2 separate regions of the Homo sapiens genome follow, and region 2 is linked to region 1. Evidence: read pairs that join two places in POLR2A ChIA-PET (ENCODE). Cell type or tissue: Panc1. All regions are shown on one strand. Links, peaks and the distances in the headings refer to the core of each region. The heading gives the core; the rest is flanking DNA.

The links. ChIA-PET counts read pairs that join two places held together with the same protein. Peaks named below come from ENCODE experiments on the same cell type or tissue, not always from the same donor. Only the 100,000 strongest peaks of a DNase experiment are listed, where the experiment ranks them.
Region 2: POLR2A ChIA-PET joins it to region 1 with 18 read pairs; 3 of 35 experiments call an interaction of 5 or more read pairs at or near these places.

Annotation. Positions count from the first base shown.
Region 1 is chr22:17,993,359-18,005,095 of GRCh38, reverse strand. The region is part of intron 1 of MICAL3 (microtubule associated monooxygenase, calponin and LIM domain containing 3); the gene reads left to right. Among named protein-coding and RNA genes, the nearest start is that of MIR648, 18 kb to the right of the region's middle. RefSeq lists enhancers at 2,909-3,605, 8,456-8,655, 10,247-10,747, 10,748-11,248 and silencers at 3,541-3,920, 3,931-4,120, 4,251-4,360. In Panc1, for the core only: a CTCF peak has its summit at 3,917 (motif pointing left); no DNase peak of the experiment used is centred there; H3K4me3 peaks cover 1,389 bases.
Region 2 is chr22:17,863,533-17,871,532 of GRCh38, reverse strand. It overlaps MICAL3 (microtubule associated monooxygenase, calponin and LIM domain containing 3), which reads left to right. Exons shown (of 32, transcript NM_015241.3): 18 at 5,521-5,609; 19 at 6,547-6,634. It overlaps LOC124905075 (a long non-coding RNA gene), which reads right to left and starts at 4,782. Exons shown (of 3, transcript XR_007067998.1): 1 at 4,696-4,782; 2 at 4,468-4,544; 3 at 4,216-4,295. In Panc1, for the core only: no CTCF peak of the experiment used is centred there; no DNase peak of the experiment used is centred there.

The sequences.
Region 1 (11,737 bases), core at 3,738-11,737:
CAAGCGTGGTGGCACGAGCCTGTAATCTCAGCTACTTGGGAGGCTGAGGCATGAGAATCGCTTGAAATCAGGAGGCAGAGGTTGCAGTGAGCCGAGATTGCGCCACTGTACTCCAGCCTGGGTGACAGAGTGTGACTCTGCCTCAAAAAAAATAAAAAAAAACAAAATAAAAATAAAAATAAATAAGTAAATATATGAGATTATCTTTCATCTGGCATGCAGTAGATTCTTAAGAAACTCAAGACAGTATTGCGTTGTGGAGTTATGGTGGGGGCACTAGATGTCAGACCTCTGTGTGCACTCGGGCAGATCAGTTTCACTAAGCTCTTGTGTTTTCCTCAGGAAGGCAAAACGGTACTAAGGCGAATAATAAGGAACATCACAGAATTGATATGAGGGTGAAGTTAAATAATGCGGGCAAAGCACTTCCCAACAGTACCTAGCACATAGTGAGCACTTAATAAATGTAAGCTGTGGCTGCTGCTGCTGTGGCCATCAGGGAGATAGGGAAATATGTCAATAAGAAATGTATATTGGCCGGGCACGGCGGCTCATGCCTATAATCCCAGCACTTTGGGAGGCCGAGGCGGGTGGATCACCTGAGGTTGGGATTTCAAGACCAGCCTGACCAACATGGAGAAACCCCGTCCCTACTAAAAATACAAAATTAGCTGGGCGTGTTGGCGCATGCCTGTAATCCCAGCTACTCGGGAGGCTGAGGCAGGAGAATCGCTTGAACCCAGGAGGCGGAGTTTGTGGTGAGCCGAGATCATGCACTCCAGCCTGGGCAACAAGAACGAAACTCAGTCTCAAAAGAAAAAGAAAAAAAAAAAAAAGAAATGTATATTGGGGCAGAGAGCATGGACAGTTGGGTTATGGCAAGGCACAGAGTAGAAATGGAAGCTCTGTAAGCTAGCAGCTTCTGGCAATCAATCTGGAAGGCTTCATGGAGGGATGCACTTTCCAGAGCTCTTTGGATTATAGTTGGAAGATGAGTTATCTGGAGGTATTAGAAAGGCTATCCCAGGGGCCAGGCGCAGTGGCTCATGCCTGTAATCCCAGCACTCTGGGAGGCCGAGGCAGGCACATCACAGGGTCAGGAGATCGAGACCATCCTGGCCAACATGGCGAAACCCTGTCTCTACTAAAAATACAAAAATTAGCCAGGTGTGGTGGCAGGTATCTGTGGTCCCAGCTACTTGGGAGGCTGAGGCAGGAGAATCAGTTGAACCCGGGAGGCGGAGGTTGCAGTGAGCTGAGATGGCACCACCGCACTCCAGACTTGCAACACAGCGAGACTCCATCTTAAAAAAAAAAAAATAAAGAAAGGGTATCCCAGACTCCCTGCGTGATTGGAAGCTGGTTGAGTGGCAGTGGGGTGACCAGCTGTTGGGAGGTTGAAAAGTTCTGAACTAAAGAAGATGGAGCTGAAGCTTGGTAGCCAAATTGTAAGCCTAGCAGGCTGGTGTAAAGCTCTAAAACAGAGCAGACCCCAAGGAGTGGTTAGAAAGTCTGAAATTTGGCTTGTAGTGTGGATGAAAGCACAATTGGCCATGTGTGGTTGAATGGTTGTCACAGATTGAGTTAGGGACGAGCACTTTCGCAGCTCTAGGGAGGGGTGAGCAGTGGGGTTTGTTGCTGAAGGCAGGAATTGTGGACAGCTCATTGGGTGAATGAATTATTAATCGAAGTTTTGTCTGATTATGAGAAGGAAGGGAGAAGGAAGAGAAAGGGGTGCTTCCTGGAGAAGTAGAAATTATGAACTACTTGGAGGTGGAGGGCCCCACACATAAGAAGAATATTCTTCTCTAAGAGATGAGGGACCCAGAAAGAAGACAGGATTCATCTTTACCAAAGGTGGGGTTGATACTGTCGCTGAAAGTAGGTGTCAGAAAGTCTATCGACTTTCAACTAAAGTTCTTTTTTTTTTTTTTTTGAGATGGAGTCTTGCTCTGTTGCCCAGGCTGGAGTGCAGTGGTGCAATCTTGGCTCACTGAAAGCTCCGCCTCCCGAGTTCACACCATTATCCTGCCTCAGCCTCCTGAGTAGCTGGGACTACAGGCGCCCACCACCACGCCCAGCTAATTTTGTTTTTGTATCTTTAGTAGAGATGGGGTTTCACCGTGTTATCCAGGATGGTCTGGATCTCCTGACCTCGTGATCTGCCTGCCTTGGCCTCCCAAAGTGCTGGGATTATAGGCGTGAGCCACCGCGCCCAGCCTAAAGTTCTTTAAGATAGTGGATAATGCTCAAAGTTGAAGAATATTTGCAGGTATTGCTATTCCTGTGCAAAGGATGATAGGATCACACATGAAGTGTGTGAAGGCCATCAGACACCAAGTGCATTCCAGTATCCTCATTGGACCAGATGATGAAACTGAGGCCGAGGGTTGTACTTACCTGCTCAAGGTCATACAAGATATATTTGGTTCAATTCGCTCTATATTTTCGTTTTCTTTTTTTTAGACAGAGGCTCACTCTGTTGTCCAGGCTGGAGTGCAATGGCACGATCTGGGCTCAGTTCAACCTCCGCCTCCTGGGTTCAAGCGATTCTCCTGCCTCAGCCTCCTAAGTAGCTGAGATTACAGACGCGCGCCACCATGCCTGGCTATTTTTTGTATTTTTAGTAGAGACGGGGTTTCACCATGTTGGTAAGGCCGGCCTCGAGCTCCTGACCTTGTGATCTGCTCGCCTCGGCCTCCCTCCCAAAGTGCTGGGATTACAGGCGTGTGCCACCGCGCCCGCCCTCTGCTCTATATTTTCTCTTAGCGCCCTCCTCCAAAAATTTGAAATTCCCCCTAACCTCTTTGCTTCCCAACTAGAATGAAAATCCTAGTTTCATTTTGCGGCAACTAAGAGCAACAAACAAGTCTCCTTTATTATTATTTTTTCTTTCTTTAGATGGAGTCTCGCTCTGTTGCCCAGGCTGTAGTGCAGTGGCACCATCTCGGCTCACTGCAACTTCCGCCTCCCGGGTTCAAGTGATTCTCCTGCCTCAGCCTCCAGAGTAGCTGGGACTACAGGCCCGTGCAACCACGCCCGGCTAATTTTTGTATTTTCAGTAGAGTCAGGGTTTCATCATGTTGGCCCGGCTGGTCTTGAACTCTTGACCTCAAGTGATCCGCATGCCTCGGCTCCCCAAAGTGTTGGGATTACAGGCGTTAGCCACCGCGCCCGGCCAACAAGTCCCCTTTAAATACATCCTCTCTTCTCTCCGGGGGCAGGCTTTGATATGCCCACCGGGTTTCTCCATTGGCCACTTCATGTGGCTTCTCGCCCCTTCCAAGATTCCCAACCAATCAGTTCTTTCCCGTCTCCCGTTGGGCTTTGAGGAATGTACCATATGGATCCTGCAGGGGGACGGAGAGGACGAAGGGCGTGGCGACAGCTTATTTCTTTGCCTTTTGCACATATCCCGTGAGATTCTGGCAAGACTGAGCGTGCAAGTAGCAATGGAGTCCCTGAGGACGGGGGCCGCTTGCCAGTTTTCGAGGTGTACTGAGATATCTCGCCCCCGAGGCTGGGGTCCCGTGGTCCGGCCCGAGGGCCACAACCCCCGCCCTTCCATGTGCCCGCCCATCCCCCGGCTGCGCCGCTTCTCCGGCTGCTACCTACCGCGCCGGACGCTCGGGCTGCGGAACAGGGCGGCACTGGCCCGCCACAGCGACGCCGGCGCCGAGGGACACCGCAGTATGAGGCAGAGGTAAGAACGGGGCTTCGGGACTCCGACCCGCGCCAACCGTCCCCGGGGAGCCGCATCCTGCTCGCGCCCGAGCTCGGGGTCTCGGGCACCGGGCTGGTTCCGGCGGGCGGTTCTGGAGCGGGTGGCCCCGCGAGCGGACGCGCGCCGAGCCTCCCGCCCGGGCAGTGCCGAAGCCGGGAGCCGCCGCGGCGCGGGCGCCTCCTTCCGGCTGCGCTTATAACCCTGCGTCCGGCCGGCGGGGCGCGAGGAAGCCCCCGCCTCGCGTTCCCGTGTGGTCACCTCCCGCCGGAGGATGCGTGGCCAGGTGCGCCGGCTGGTCCTGAGTTCCGGGGCAGCAGGCGCGGGGAAGCGCGGGGAGGCTGCCCGCTTCAGGCGGGAGGCGGAGGGTGGGGGCTTAGCCCGGCTCTGGGTGCGGGGTCGGGGGGTGCTTTTTGGGGCGGGGGAGGTCTCTGTCTTTACCGGAGTCCGCAGGCTCCGGGCCGAGGCTCCGCCGGGTCCTGCCTCCGCGGCCTGGCCCTCGGGGCCTCCCCGTCCCGCTGCCCCGGCCTGGAGCTAGCGTGCGCCAAGCGTGGGCTCCTGCGACCCTGGCAGGTAGGTGGCCGAGAGGACCCCGGCGCGCCTTTCCGTTTGTGGGGGCGGTGGGCGCGGCCGGGCGATCGCAGCCGCCTTCGCCTCTAGTCTCAGTGATGCCCCTTCCCTGGCTGCCTTCCGAGGGGACCGCGCTTTTGGAGGTCTCCGGGGCACATGGGAAATTCCCAGCTAAGAAACCATCTTGAGGAGCCCTACACGGAACCGGGCTTGCCTGGCCTAGCAGAAAGCCAGCCGCAGCGAGACCCTCCGCCTGGCATGCGGCACTGGTGAGCCGCCACCCCGCTTGCTCAGTAGGTAGCCGGGACGAAGGGGTCTGGCAGGCCCCTCAGGCAAGGCCTCTGTGCCGCATCCCGTTAAGGGGCGGGGACCAGCCCCGTATCTTGGCTGGTCTTCCTGACTCTGAATGCAGAGAAAGTATGTCCAAGAGTTCAAACCACATTTGTGTTCTTTTAATGGTGTTTAATGCAGATGTTAATTGTGATTTATGTGAAACGGGTTGATGTAGAGGAATGAAGGTCAACTGTGGACAGGTGGACAGCTTTTTTTTTTTTTTTCCCCCTAAGCTTGTTTTTAGTGGGATGTGCATGGAGAGGATGACATTTGAATATCAGGCCACCAATGTGTATTTGGTCCCATCTGACACTTTGCTCCATAGACAGTCGTTGTACTCCAGGGATGAGGATGAACTGGGTTTTAAGCTGAGAAAGACATCTTCCTACAGTCGCTGCCGCCTGCGGGAAAGCCCCGCCTTCTGGTTACCTGGCCGCACACAGGCCAGTTCATTGTGGTTACCTTCTCCCGTGAGCACATCTCTGCAGCCCTCTCAGAGGATGCCGTTCATTCCATATTTGATTGCCAGATGTACTTCTCAGGTCAGAAATCCAGCCCCAGATTGTTCAAGTCTTATAGTGAGTTTTTCTTGTGCTCCAGGTTTAGAAGTTTTAAATCTCTTTTATAGTGTATTCAACAGCTTGAGTTAATTTCATAATTATAGGAAAGACATGGTTTGTGTGTTCCTCCTGTAAAGGATACTTTAGAACTCAGACCTGGTTCCTCAGTCAAGGCTGTTTATTTGTGTTTACAGCGCTAACATTTGAAACGTCTTAAACTTGACTGCATATTGTAATTCCTCCCCCCAAACCCCCACCTGGGATGATCCTGTTCCGTGGTGGTTATTCCATGGTGTTACTAGGTGTGGAAGAGAAAATGGGCTTTGGAAATAATGTACGTGAAGAACTTAGCACAGTCCTTGGCACGTAGCAGATGTTCAATAAACATAAAAGTAAATTTTTCCTCTCTTCCTTGGGTTTGAGAGACCTGGGGATGATGATATTGGATGCAGTTTTGGTTGCATGCTCCGTTTTTAAATTAGGGTAATGAGGTCCCCCCCATTCCTCCTCCCACTCAAACTTCCAGCTCTCCAGACATTTCTGTGGTAGATTAAAAATGAAACTCACGTCTTGGTCCTAGAAGTAAAAATAAGGAAAAATTGAGCTCTTCTTCCTGGATCATGTGTTGCCCTTTAAAGGAAGGATGGCACATGCCCTGGAAGAGTGGTACACCATTCAGTACAGAAGAGCAGAGGGTCAAAGGGGACCCTTTCCTGCATCTGTCGAGTAGTCCTGCAGGTGAGGATTTTGGTTGTCGTTGGTTTCACATGTCCAGGTGGAACCAGATGAATTACCTAATTTCTCCTGGCACTGGCTTCTGGGAAGTGGCCCAGATGGTCGAAGCCTGACCATTGGCAGAGTGCTAGCTTTGCTGGGCCGTGCCTCTGAACTGGGATCTGCTAGGAGCAGCCATTTGCCTTCTCCGTCTTGTAGCAGGTTCCATGTGAACAGACGAAAAGGGCATCAAATCTAATGTTCTAGAAAAAATAAGAGCCATCATTGGCTTATTTATGTTCCATAATATTATGGGGCCTGGCATTTTAATAATAATTATGCTCTGGGCCCGGCGCGGTGGCTCACACCTGTAATCCCAGCACTTTGGGAGGCCAGGCGGGCGGATCACGAGGTCAGGAGTTCAAGACCAGCCTGGCCAACGTGGTGAAACCCTGTTTGTACTAAAAATACCAGCTGGGCGTGGTGGTGCGCGCCTGTAATCCCAGCTACTGGGGAGGCTGAGGCAGGAGAATTGCTTAACCGGGAATTGGGAGGTGGAGGTTGCAGTGAGCCAAGATCACGCCACTGCTCTCCAGCCTGGGATACAGAGCGAGACTTCATCTCAAAAAAAAAATAATAATAATAATAATTATTATTATTATTATGCTCTGGATTTACTACTTAGTTGCTTTTTACTTGAGGAAGTGAAAGCTTTTTCATGACCTGTTATCTCATTGATTCTTAATTGTCTCTGAAGTCGTTAAAGTTTAATAGAGTCTATTATTCCCATTTTATAGGCAAAGAAATGGAGGTAACATGATTTGCTTTAAGTTGCAAATGAGTTGGTCCCTGAACTGGGATTTGAATTGGGTTCTTCTTCTTCTTCTTTTTTTGAGACGGAGTCTCTTGCTCTGTCGCGCCCAGTCTGGAGTGCAATGGCGCAGTCTTGGCTCATGCACTCTGCCTCCTGGGTTCGAGCGATTCTTCTGCCTCAGCCTCTCAAGTAGCTGGGACTACAGGCACCTGCCACCACGCCCTGCTAATTTTTTGTATTTTTTAGTAGAGACAGGGTTTCACCGTGTTGGTCAGGCTGGTCTCGAACTCCTGACCTCAGGTGATTCACCCTCCTTGGCCTTCCAAAGTGCTGAGATTACAGGCGTAAGCCACCACACCCGGCCCAGGTTTTCCTTCTTAAGTTTCACTTCACTGAGACCTTTAGGGGGAAAAAATCCACACATCTTTTTCTTTTTTCTTTTCTTTTTTTTTTTTGGAAGCGGAAGGACTTAAAGATACCAGATCATTGTGCTTTTCTGATGACTAGGTAGTGGATGATAGTTAACATTTATTGAGTGTTTATCTGCAGGAATCTGTGCTAGGTGCTGCATAGACATTACCTCATTTATTCCTCACAACAACATTCAAGGTAGAACTTATCATCCCCAGTTTTACGGATGACAAGGTTTTGTGAGGTCCTAGGTCAAGGGAGTGATAGTGAGTGACAAAGCCTTGACTGAAAGCAGGGCTGGGTTCAATCCTGGGCTTTCTGATTCCAGAGTGTGTGCTCCTCCTAACCCGTGTGCTAACGGGCCTTAGGGATGACTAATGGGCAGGCCTGAGAGCCCTGACGCCTGCTGCTGCCACCACCCCAGGTCTGATGGGAGGTGGGGTTGGACGGGCTTTATGTTCTATTGCAGTACAATTTTCACATTCTGGTCTTTTCCTTTGCTAGAAGCATTCATCTAGCCAGGTGGGGGGTCATTACTTTAGAAAAAATAATCAGAGCTGAGAAAACGTCTGCATTTGCAGAGAATGAAGTATTTAATAAGACCAGATGGGCCGGGCGCAGTGGCTCATGCCTGTAATACCAACACTTTGGGAGGTTGAGGTGGGCAGATTGCTTGAGCCCAGTAGTTTGAGAGCAGACTGGGCAACATAGCTAAACCCCATCTCTACAAAAAGTACAAAAATTAGCTGGGCGTGGTGGTGTGTACCTGTGGTCCCAGCTACTCTGGAGGCTGAGGTGGGAGGATTGCCTGCGCTCAGGAGGCCGAGGTTGCAGTGAGCTGAGATCACACCACTGCACTCCAGCACTCCAGCCTGGGTGACAGAGCAAGACTCTGTCTCAAAAAAAAAAAAAAAAAAAAAAAGACTAGATGGGGAGATGAGGGACAGAGAGAATCAAAGAGAATCAAAGTGGTTTGTGGACAGAGGAAATGAGTGATACTCTGACCCAGAGGCCATCTTTAGTGTCCAGGCCATTTTGCTTGAGCTGCTGGTGAAACTGTGAAACTGGAGGCATGGCACTTGGGCTAAAGTCTGTGCGGTGAATAAGGCCCTCAGTTTCTGCTTTAGGTGGCAGAGCTGAAAATCTGATTCCTTTTTGGTCTTTAGCTTCCGGTGTACTTCAATGCAGTACATTGTGGGCGTGGTGGGGATGTGGTTCAGAAATTTACCTAAACTCTGTGGACTTCCCCCTCTCTCCAGCCACGCACTCTGTCATCTTTGGTTCCAGTCTTTAGAATTCAGCTCGGATCCCCTGGGTGATGGGTGGTGTCAGACACTCAGGTGCTTGGATTGCCCCGGTGGAGAGAACAGCATCCTGCCCCCATGGGCTTCAGTTGTACGTGACTTGCTGTTTTCTTGGAGGTGGGCTTTAGTCATCTCTAGCTATAAAGACACAAAAAAACTGGGAAGAATGACCAGGAAACTGTCACCCCAAGCCTTGCAGTTGATTGCATTTTTTTTTTTTTTTCTGAGATGGAGTCTTGCTCTGTGGGCCAGGCTGGAGTGCAGTGGCACGACCTCGGCTCACTGCAAGCTCCGCCTCCCGGGTTCACACCATTCTCCTGCCTCAGCCTCCCGAGTAGCTGGGACTACAGGCACCTGCCACCATGCCCGGCTAATTTTCTGTATTTTTTTTTTAGTAGAGACAAGGTTTCACCGTGTTAGCCAGGATGGTCTCGATCTCCTGACCTTGTGATCCACTGGCCTCGGCCTCCCAAAGTGTTGGGATTACAGGTGTGAGCCACTGTGCCCAGCCTTTTTTTTTTTTTTTTTTTTTTTAAATTGAGACAGCATCTCACTCTGCCACCTAGGCTGGAGTGCAGTGGTGCGATCATGGTTCACTGCAACCTTGACTGCCTGAGTAGTTGAGACTACAGGCGTGCACCACCAAGCCTGGCTAATTTTTAAAATTTTTTGTAGAGATGGGGTTTTGCCACATTGTCCAGGCTGGTCTAGAGCTCCTGGGCTCGAACAATTTGCCTGCCTCAGCCTCTCAAAGTGCTGGGATTACAGGTGTGAGCCACCATGCCTGGCCCCATTGACTTTTTCTCATTGGTGAGTTCAACAGAGGAGAGATGATTGCCGCAGTTTTAAAAAAGAAAAGAGGCCAGGTGTGGTGGGTCATGCCTGTAATCCCAGCCCTTTGAGAGGCCGAGGTGGGCAGATCACCTGAGGTGAGGAGTTCCAGACCAGCCTGGCCAACATGGTGAAACTCTGTCTCTACAAAAAAAATACAAAAAATAGCCAGGTGTGGGTGTTGCACACTTGTATTCCCAGCTACTCAGGAGGATGAGGTAGGTGGATCATTTGAGCCTGGGAGGCCAAGGCTGCAGTGAGCGGAGATCGCACCACTGCATTCCAGCCTTGGTGATAGAGCAAGACCCTACTGTCCCAAAAAAAAAAAAAAAAAAAAAAAAAAAAATTAAAGAAAAGGCTGGGTGCAATGTCTCACGTCTGTAATCCCAGCACTTTGAGAGGCTGGGCCAAGGTAGGAGTATTGCTTGAGGCCAGGAGTTTGAGACCAGCCTGCGCAACATAGTGAGACCCTGTCTCTACAAAAATTTTAAAAATTAGCCGGGCATGGTGGTGTACACCTATAGTCGCAGCTGCTCAGAAGGCTGAGGTGGGAGGATCACTTGAGGCCAGGAGTTTGAGGCTGCAGTGAGCTATAATCACACCACTGCATTCCAGTCTGGGTGACAGAGTGAGACCCTGTCTCTTAAAAGAAAAAGGGAGGACAGAAATCAGATTAAAGAAGAGAGAAGAAGTGAGACTGTTGGCTTATACCTTGATGAAAGGTGGAAGCGGAAGGGCAAGAGCTTCTGCTAAGTAGTGAGGACCTTGGCAAGGACAACAGTATCTTTTTCGTGTTCTGTTAGGCCGTGTCTCTCTAGCGCCCAGCTCAGAGTGCATGTGTGTTATGTGTGAGGGAATCTAGTGAGGAGTCTTCCTGCATTAGGCACGTCTGCAGGTGTCTGTTGAATTGTATATCTGTTGAAGGATTCAGTCTGGTTAACTCTGGCAGGAGATTCGGTCTGGTTAACTCTGGCAGGAGAGGGATGGACAGCACAGCCTTGTGGTTAACTAGTGGCTTTTATTGACTTTTCCTGTGTAAAGGCGAAATAAACCTTAGTGGGTCCCAGGCTTCTCTTCTCTCCTGCCCATGCTTCTTTTTTTTTCTTTTTTTTTTTTGAGACAGAGTCTTACTCTGTGGCCCCGGCTGGAGTGGCCCCAGCTGGAGTGGCATGATCTCGGCTCACTGCAGCCTTGACCTCCTGGGCCAGGCCATCCCCCAACCTCAGCCTCCTGAGTAGCTGGGACTACAGGCCCACACCACCACACCCGACTAATTTTTAAATTTTGTGGAGAGACAAGCTCTCTCTGTGTTGCCCAGTCTGGTCTTGAACTGCTGGGCTCAGGTGATCCCTGCAAAGTGCTGGGATTACAGGCACCCCACTGCACCCAGCCCTCTGTCTCTTTTCTGTTGCCAGTTGAAGTCTGGAGGTAGCATGGGTCCCGGGAGGCCAGTGCCAGTGTTGGAAGCCAAGAGAGGAGGAGCAGCTTGGTCAGGGGGAAGATGCAGAGTGCTCACTCCTGGCACCTGGAGCCCCCAGGGGAATGGCAGCTACCCTTTAGCGTGGACTGTCCCCAGCCCACAGAAAGTCAGCTTACAGAGGTTCTAGCCATATTCCTCCCTCCTCCACCAACAAAGCTCCTTGTTGTGGCTGAGAATTGTCAGGCTGTGATGGGACAGGGACAGGGGTGGGAGAGCAGCACCTGGCGCTGATGAGCACAGCAGCGATGGCAGCATCAGAGATGCTTAGAGACTGTTGGCCATGCCACACTGTCCTGAGTGCCCACGTGTCTTAACGCGCTCAGTCCTCACCACAGCGGACAGACGGGGTGCTGTTATGATCCCTGCTTTTCACACTAGGAAGTGGGGCACAGAGGGCTAAAACAAGTGGTGGCGTCAGGATTTAGATGAAGGCATTGGGTTTTGGACTTGTGGTGTCACAGACCAGTTGAGGGCAACTGACTTGGGCATATTCCACGGGGTTACCTCCGTCCTGGGGGGTCACCGCTTCCTGTCTTCAGACCCCTCCTCCATATTTCCCTCTCTTCACTCTTGAGTTCTCTCTCTGAAGTGCCAGGAGAGGTGCATTGAGGTTAGTTGGCATATTCCTTGAAATATTCCTGGCCTGCTTCTCAGGGGGCAGAGTCAGGAGGTAATTCTGAAGCACTGGGAGGAGAGTGTGGGCGCAGGGGGGCTTCCCGGGGGGCACTTAAGACACTGTGTGTTCAGGAACCTGGGGGCTGTGCCTTGGGAATCCAGAGAGTGCTGAGGGCTGCCCTGCTCCTGGAAAAGATGAAGAAGCCCTTCTCTTCCTTCTGATTCCCAAGTTGTGGAACCCAAGCAGATCCATTATTGCCCCAGCTAAACTCCTTTGTGATGATTCTTTTAAGAGAATGAGCTGGGCCAGGGGTGGAGGAAGGCAAGTGGAGGGAGAGCATTAGGACAAATACCTAATGCATGCGGGGCTTCAAACCTAGATGA
Region 2 (8,000 bases), core at 1-8,000, 130 kb after region 1:
ATAAAAATAAGGTTTTTTGTCTTTACGGAAGGGGACTTGCACATCCATAGAAGTCACATATTTTGCCTAAGGTTGATGATGACAGCAAGTTGGAGCTGGGTCTCAGGCCCCTGGGTTCTCAGACCTTTGCTCTTGGAGATGTCTGCAAGGTGGCCCGTGTTAACACCTCTCTGGCATCTGTCTGATCTCTCTCTGGTGGATTGCGAACCATTGCACAGGGCCTGAATCTGATTTACTGTGGTGTTCAAGGCCTGGTCTTTGGCAACATGTGCTGCCAGTTTTTACAGTGAAAAGACCTTGATAAGGTAACAGTAGAGAATTCTGCACACAGACGATAGAGCCATCGTGATGGGCAGAGGCAGGCTGGCCGCCATCTGAGGACCCTGCATTGAGGACCCCCAGCCCCATTCCTATAGGATGCTGGAGGGACTTCGTGGGAGGCAGTCTTATAGATTCCAGAGTAATGAGGGGGCCTAGATTAATAGGAGAGGCAGTAATCTTTATAAGGTGGCATAAAGACCTTGACATTGATAGAAGATTGCGTGACTGTGAGATTATAAAGTGAGGTCATATAGGAGAGGGATGCCATGCCGTTAGGACCTAGTCACTTCAGCTGTCCTGAGGGTGAACAAACAGTCACCTCTGTTAGAAGGAGCAAGGAAGGAGCCCAGAGAGGTGAGCCGAGAAAGGCTGACTCCTGTCATGGTGCCTGGCCCTTCTGCTATGTTGGTAAAAAGCACTCCCGAGTCGGGGAAGAATGAAAGAATTAGGACGCTGTTTAGATAAGGCAGGCAGATTGTTTGCTGTCAAGTCTTCTGTTCCACCTCTCACACACACCTGCTCTCTGGATAGCTCATTTGATCTCAAGGATGGGGCCTGGCAGAGGGAGCCACCCAACCTCGCTGAGCTGTCCCTGATGCTCAGGGTGTTCTAGTTAGCCTCTCACCGTGGAGTCTGCCCGGAAAGAAGATGTCGCAAGGTGCAGCTAATTGATCTACAGGTACTTTTGCCCATGGGTGTGTGTGTGCATCTTTGCTGCATTCTGTGAAAGATGCAGAAGTGTAATGTGTGCCTCCAGGAGCTCACTGTCCTATGGGGATGAGACCCATGAAGAGTAGCAGGCGACACGAGTGTGTGCAGCGAAAGGCTCGGTTACACAGCCTAGGTTGTCGCTTTGTAGAAGCACAGGGGAGGAGGAAATCTGTGAAGTTCAAGAGCATCTTGGGATGACCTCCCTGACCCTTGGCTAGACTTTGAGAGAGAAGGGTATGGTGACTGAGTAGAGGGCAGAGGTGCGCACCTGGTGGGAGATCGGGTGGCAGTGAGAGGCCGAGACAGGATGAGGCCAGCCTGGTTGAGTGCAGTATTGTTAACACTGGAGCAGAGAAGACAGCCGTTCTAAACCAGCTCCCCAAATTTTAACCCAGATAAAATTTTCATCAGCTTAGCCCCTCCACAGTCCTTCCCCTCATCTGTCAGAGGACAGATGGACTAGAGCCAGGAAGGAACTTTAGGGGCACCGAAGTTTTAGCCTGTTTTTTATCCAAGTTGCCAAGTGTCTCAGAAGTCTAACTGAAGAGGCTCAGAGAACAAAGAATAAGCTGGGGAGGTTGTGGCAGGAGGAAGTAACCGAGGCCTTGTGCTGCGCCCCAACACATCACGCCCTTTGTCCTCACAACAACCCCATTAAGTAACTTTTTATTACTGTAATTAGAAGTCAGGAAGCTGAGTTCAGAGAACTTGTATGTTGTTTGTCCAAATTGACACAACTAGTAATAGCTCACTTGCACCAGATGACACCTGAGATTCATTCCAGGTCAGAGATTCAGGGATTGTGACTCCAGGCCTGCTGCCAACTCCATACTAGTAAATTAAGAATCATATTTGAAGATGTCCCCATATTTTACTTGTGGTGCTATTTGTTCTGTCTTCAGCTCTTTCTGGAGGATGCCGTCTGCTCAAACACAGAGCTGCTGTTTCTTTTTTTGCAAAGCATTAGCTCATTTGTGATCGCTGCCAGCTCTTAAGACAAGGACTCAAAATTAGTGTCAGGCCCTTCCCTGTCATCTTGAGAAGAGACATACGCTACCTCCACAGGTGGTGTGTGCAGGGTGGCCCTCGTCAGTGATGAGCCTGAGACTGTCTCCATCCCTGCAGCAGCCTCCAAGCCAGCCATGCATCTTCCACTTGGACCACTGGTCTCCTTGCCTCTGTTACACCCCAGTCTGTTTCCACAGAGCAACCGGAGGGATTTTAAAAGGTGTGACTTGGATCTCACCAGTGTCCTAGCCGCTGCCGTGCAGACAGAGCCCACAACCTTGTCCCAGGTGGAGAGAGCATTGCGTGTCCACCCCAGCCTCTGCCGTCAGCTGCCCCCAGCATGCTGCACTCTTTGCTCCAGTGTCTTTCCATCCCATAAGCATGATGAAGCCACTGCTCCCTTAGGACGTGGCTCTGCTGTGTCCTCTCCTGGAGCACACCCCCTGGTCTCCACAGGGTGAGACGCCTGTGTTTCACATCTCCATGTGGCGCTCCTCAGAGAGGGGTCTGGCTCTTTTGATAGAAGGCAGCTGCCCAGGCACCGGTGCGCCTGTGTGGTTCTCCATGCAGGGCTCGCACTGTCTCATCCATGCGTCTGTGGAGAACCATTCTGTCTGCTTGCCTGGGGGCACTCAGTGGAGAACCAGTCTGTCTGCTTGCCTGGGGGCTCTCGGTGTTCAGATTGGTAGCTGTCATACAGTGGCACTCGGGCCTGGGTGAATGAATGAATGAACGGCCCACTTGACCTTGGGTTTGCCCTGTGGCCACCTGTTTTCTCCATTTCCCTTTTCCAGTTACTCCCATATTCAGTTATCAGGATTCCTTAATTTGGACCATTGAGAATCAGTCACTTGACTGAATCACCCACAATTCATAGCTAATTAAAAACATAGCAAGGCTGGGTTTACCACTGAGGCAAGCATAGTAGTGTCATGGTAGTGCAGGCTCTGGCACCAGCATCCTGGACCACATCCGCCTCTGCGGTTCACTGACTGTGGGACACGCTGGGCAGGTCACTCGGCCTCCTGTTCCTCGCTGAGAAAGAGGTGGGTACTAATGGCACCTGCCTCACCAGCTTGTTTGGGGATTAAATGAGTTGATAGATGGAAAGCAGTTAAAATAGTGTCTGGCACTTGGTAAATGTTAACATTAAAATTAGCTTTTTTTTTTTTTAATTTAAAAAGCAAAAAGTGCCATCGTGTTGAGTTTGGGAAAGGATATGGGGAGATGCGTACACGTGACTTGTGCCACCTCATTGAATATCTCCACCTATGAGGTGGGTACTGTGTTCTTCTCCATGGGAGGAGATATTTTCCAAAAGACAGATGAGTTCACACGGCTACTGAGCAGTTGAGACAGTGTTGGAACGGAGATCACACTTAGCGCTCACATTGCTCGCATCATCTATACTGCCTTCCTAGAGAAAACAGTTTTCTGGAACTTTTTGATTAGGCTTGGAGGACTTGTTTCTGAAATGTAAACCTCTTTTCTTTATTAGTTTAGGATACCAAAGCAGAGTTCAAGGAGGATTCAGTTGAGTTCAATTGAGTTATACTTTAAGATCTGGGTTTCCACTTTTGCAAAAACAAGCAAATTAATGTAGGAAAAAAATAGAAGGAAGAAATGAAAGCCATGATAACATTTTAGTTTTCTGTTACTGTAATAAGCAAGGCTCTTGGTTACAAGTAATAGAAACCCAATGCAGATGACAGTTGAAGCCTTAACTTTATAGCTTCCATCCAGAGAGCAGTCCCCAGGGAAGGGCTGCCCCTTCCCTCACCTCCCTCACCATCCCCATAACGTCTCCAGCGAGCCTGCCTTTGGCCACATGCCAGTCCCCAGAGCACCCTGTCCTGGGTGGGGTGGAGGGAGTGAGTTGCCGAGCGGCCTGGGTCATGTGTTACTGGTGGTGGAAGGTCAGGCCACGTGGTTGCCAGCCCCTGTCAGTCTCATGGAGGAAGGAGGGGTATTTCTTAAAGAATGAGATACAAAACAGACCAAAACAAGTAGCGCATGATCCAAGCACTCATACATCTTACCTTATCCTAATTATTGGTGGCCAACATTTACAAAAGCTGAGTGGCTTATTCAGATGGGAAAAGGAAGTTGTGGCCAGGCTCCAGGCAACAACCCGTGGCTCCACTCCCCTGGTGGAGAAACAGGCGGTAAGACTGGCGGACTTTTGGCTGTCAGGTGTTGCCACTGTAGAGTCTCTGCATCCTGGCCAAGTGCCAGTGGCCAGTGAAACATTCTGTCTGAGAAAGTATACTAGGCATTATGAAAATTATTTAAAATCTGTGTCTTTCTAATAGATTTATTCAGCATTGGATAGGGAGTGCAGGTAAAACAAGTCAGTTTCTCTGAAGGAAAAGAAGAAAGATATAATCAGATCATCAGGGAAAGGGAAAGGGAAGAATGCCATCTTACCTTTATTTTCTTTGACTTTTAGGTCCTCTTATTGTAGCTTTGAGATCAGGAAAGCTCATTTGTCTAAGAAGCACTCTCTACAAATGAGGAAAATGAAATGGGATTACTTCTGTTTCAACAGTTTCTATAGTAGGGTTTATCACTTGAGATTCAAAAGTCGTCAGTCGCTCTTTAAGTGAGAGTAAAAAAGAGTCAGAAAAAAATGACTGCGTGGGTTAATTCCATTACCAGAGTCATGGGAAAAGCCAAGTTCAGTGGTGTTCAGATTTTTCTGACGACACCCCCCACGGGGATGCACGTTACATTGAGACCCAGACACAGCTGCAAGTTCCAAGAAATAACGTTTTATTCTCATCATGCCACAGTACACTCTGGATTCTATTCTATTCTATTCTATATTCTATTCTATTCTATTCTATTCTATTCTATTCTATTCTATTCTATTCTATTCTGTTCTGTTCTATGCTGTTCCCTTCCATCCTACTCATAGTCCATTGCAGTATTTTTTGTCTTCTAATGTCCTTTCCTGCTGATCCTGACCCTCTGAGGGGACTGGGAGGGGGTGAGAGATAGGGTGCGGGAGGGGGAGCAGCAGAGATGGGCCTGTCAGAGCCAATGCCAGGCGATGCCCCACCCCTGCAGCCTCCACGCCTCCACCCTGCACTTGTATTCATTCTTGGTTTCCCCAGCAATGCTACTCCCAGCGTTTCATGTGACCACATCTTTGTTCCTCACACACTGCCACTTTGTTTGCTGGCCCTGCCACACAGGCCTCACATCTTTGCTCTGGGCACTGATTGGGTGATGGCTCAATGGCCTTCACATTCCCAAAGGAAAAGACCCCCTTCAGGCCAAGGGAGAGGAGAGCTAGAATCAAAGTTTACCCGGAGGAACTGGCTTCTCTGGACAAGAAAGCTGGGCCCAGGGAAGGCTGGGTGGCTTGATGGCCTTGTGAGGCTGGAGGAGATGGAAAGGAGTGGCTGAGACCAGGGAGGCACGTTCAGGATCCGTGCCTGGCTCATCGCCTCTGTCCCTGCCTCTTGCTGTCTGCAGGTAAATTCTACTGTAAGCCACACTACTGCTATCGACTCTCTGGCTACGCACAAAGGAAGAGACCGGCAGTGGCTCCCCTGTCTGGAAAGGTAATGGTGACTCTCCTGTAAGTGGGGGAGAAGCAGTGGGTGTTGCAGCAGTGTGGCTATGGGCCGGGGGCGGCCAACCTGCAAATGCCCCTGCGTCCTTGCCTCTCCTGGGAACGGGGAGGGCCCGAAATGCAGTGGCAGTCCGGGGTGGAGAGGGAACCATCTTTTCATGGATGATCTGAGGTTGCCTCGCTAAGGTAAAGGCTCCACCTGCCCCCTGAGTCGGACCCAGGAGATGATGCAGCTCTCCATCTCAGCTGCGTAGACATCTGCCTTCGTCAACACACATCTTTCTGAGAGGACACCCTGCCACTGGGGTGATGCCGCCTCATGTTCCACATGATTAGAGCCTCCTCCAGAAGGGCAGGGTGGGAGAGGAGACTGTTGGGAGGATCCCTCGGTGGCCCCACCCTCACTCCCCACACCCAAAGGGCGCCCTGCCTGCGGGGCCTTTCACTAGTTCTGTGAGTTATTTGTCTGTGAATTTTTTCCTTCCTTATCCTCTTTTTAATGAGGGTGGCTTCTCCACCTGTCTTTGTCGCGGTGAACCCAGCAGTCTCTTCAGCATGGTTGCCACCTTGTCAGCACGCCTGCCTGTCAGTCCCCCTTGAGGGCTTCTGTTGCCTGCAGAGGGACTGGCAGGAAGAGGTGCACCTAGGTGGATCTAGACTTTGACTCCGGGTGACTCAGGAGGCTGAGGTGGGAGGATTGCTTGAGCCCAGGAGGTCGGGGCTGCAGTGAGCTATGATGATGCCGCTGCACTCCAGCCTGGGTGCCAGCAAGGCCCTGTCTCTTAAATAAATAAATAAATAAATAAATAAATAAATAAATAAATAAAATTTAAAACCAGCGTGTCAGATTGTCAGTGCCTCTAGGGATTTGAGGATTTGAGTGCATCAGTCAGAGTCACTCTTCTTTTTCTCATGAACTTTCCTAGGAGGCCAAAGGACCCCTGCAGGATGGCGCCACCACAGATGCAAACGGACGGGCCAACGCCGTGGCCAGCTCCACTGAGAGAACCCCAGGTAGCCTCACTTCCTTGTTTGGCTGGGTGGCGCGTCACTCCCTCGGCCTCTGTGACAAGGCCAAGGGCATGAGCCAGCACCTCCAAAGCAACATTTCTTCATTCGGGCAACAAGTGGCCCAAAACCCTCTGGACTCCTTTTTCATGTGCCAGCTGCTTGCGTTCGGAGTCCCCTTTCTCTATGGCCTGTCGGAGGTGCTGGTGCAAATCAGAGGGGAGTTCCACTGGCAGGCTGTGGCCCAGTGATGGGGCCGTCCGGTGGGCGGCAGAGCCGTGAAGTGCTGTCCCTCAGCCCCGTCCCGCACCATCACACCTGAGGGCGGCCCAGGTCCTGTGTAGGTAGACAGGAGCTCGCAGGCGCTCAGACACTGCTCCCATCACCCGCCCTGGTGAGGCCAAGGCCACTCGGCCTTCATGCAGTTTGCTTCCAAGCTCCTCTGACGGCCTGGAGCTGTGTTGATTAAGCCCCGTGGTCTTGTTTTGGGTTCACCTTCACTTAAGATTCTGCGTCCTGTTCCCTGTCACTGTGTGTGGATGAGCTGTGGCTGCTCTCCTGTCTGCCCTGCACCGTGATGGGACATGCCCTGTCCTGACCCCTTGGCCACTGGGCTTGTCATGAGGTCCAAGCCCTCACCTGTCCCACTTTCATGACCACTTCCTTGTGTTGGGAGGTGAACAGTACCATCTCTACCTCTACAAACACATTTATTCTTGTCATAGCATGACAGGACTCGCAGGGTTTGTGGGTACCAGGCCTGTTGGGAAGAATTATGTAGATTTTCCTTAAAATGGCCTCTCTCAGCAACTTGTAAAACTTGCCTGTGAGATGCGTCCAGAGCTCCACAAACTGCTGGGTGTTCTGAATGTCCCACATACAGCTCCAGGTGGTTCACGGCCCAGGGTCACTGTGGCAAGAGGGGGCCAGCAGGGCTGTGTTTCTGTCTGTCACACTTTCCTCTTGTTCAAAACACATGTATCTCAAGCAGCTATATACAAAACTCATAAAAATTAAAGATGGTCAGCCAGTGCCAGGAAATGTGGAGGAGGAGTTGGTCATAGAATTTCCATGGTGGGACAAGAGAATTACCCATTTGGCCTTCAACGAGAGGTTCCCAGAGTTGCATCCTTTCCCTTCCCTAACAGCTGGTTCATGTAGGCCTTGTGGTGCTCATTCTGGGAGAGGGAAGATGCGCCCAGAGGCTAGGCGGTGTGCCCTGGGAGCCATGAGAACCCAGCCAAGCCAGGTGAACGCAGCTTCTGCTACTGCACGTGCCCTTATTATCATCTGAGCAAGTTTTTTAAGTACCCTGCAGGTGGGACCAACATTTTATAGCCATGTTTCAACCATTAATGACTTTTAAACCTTC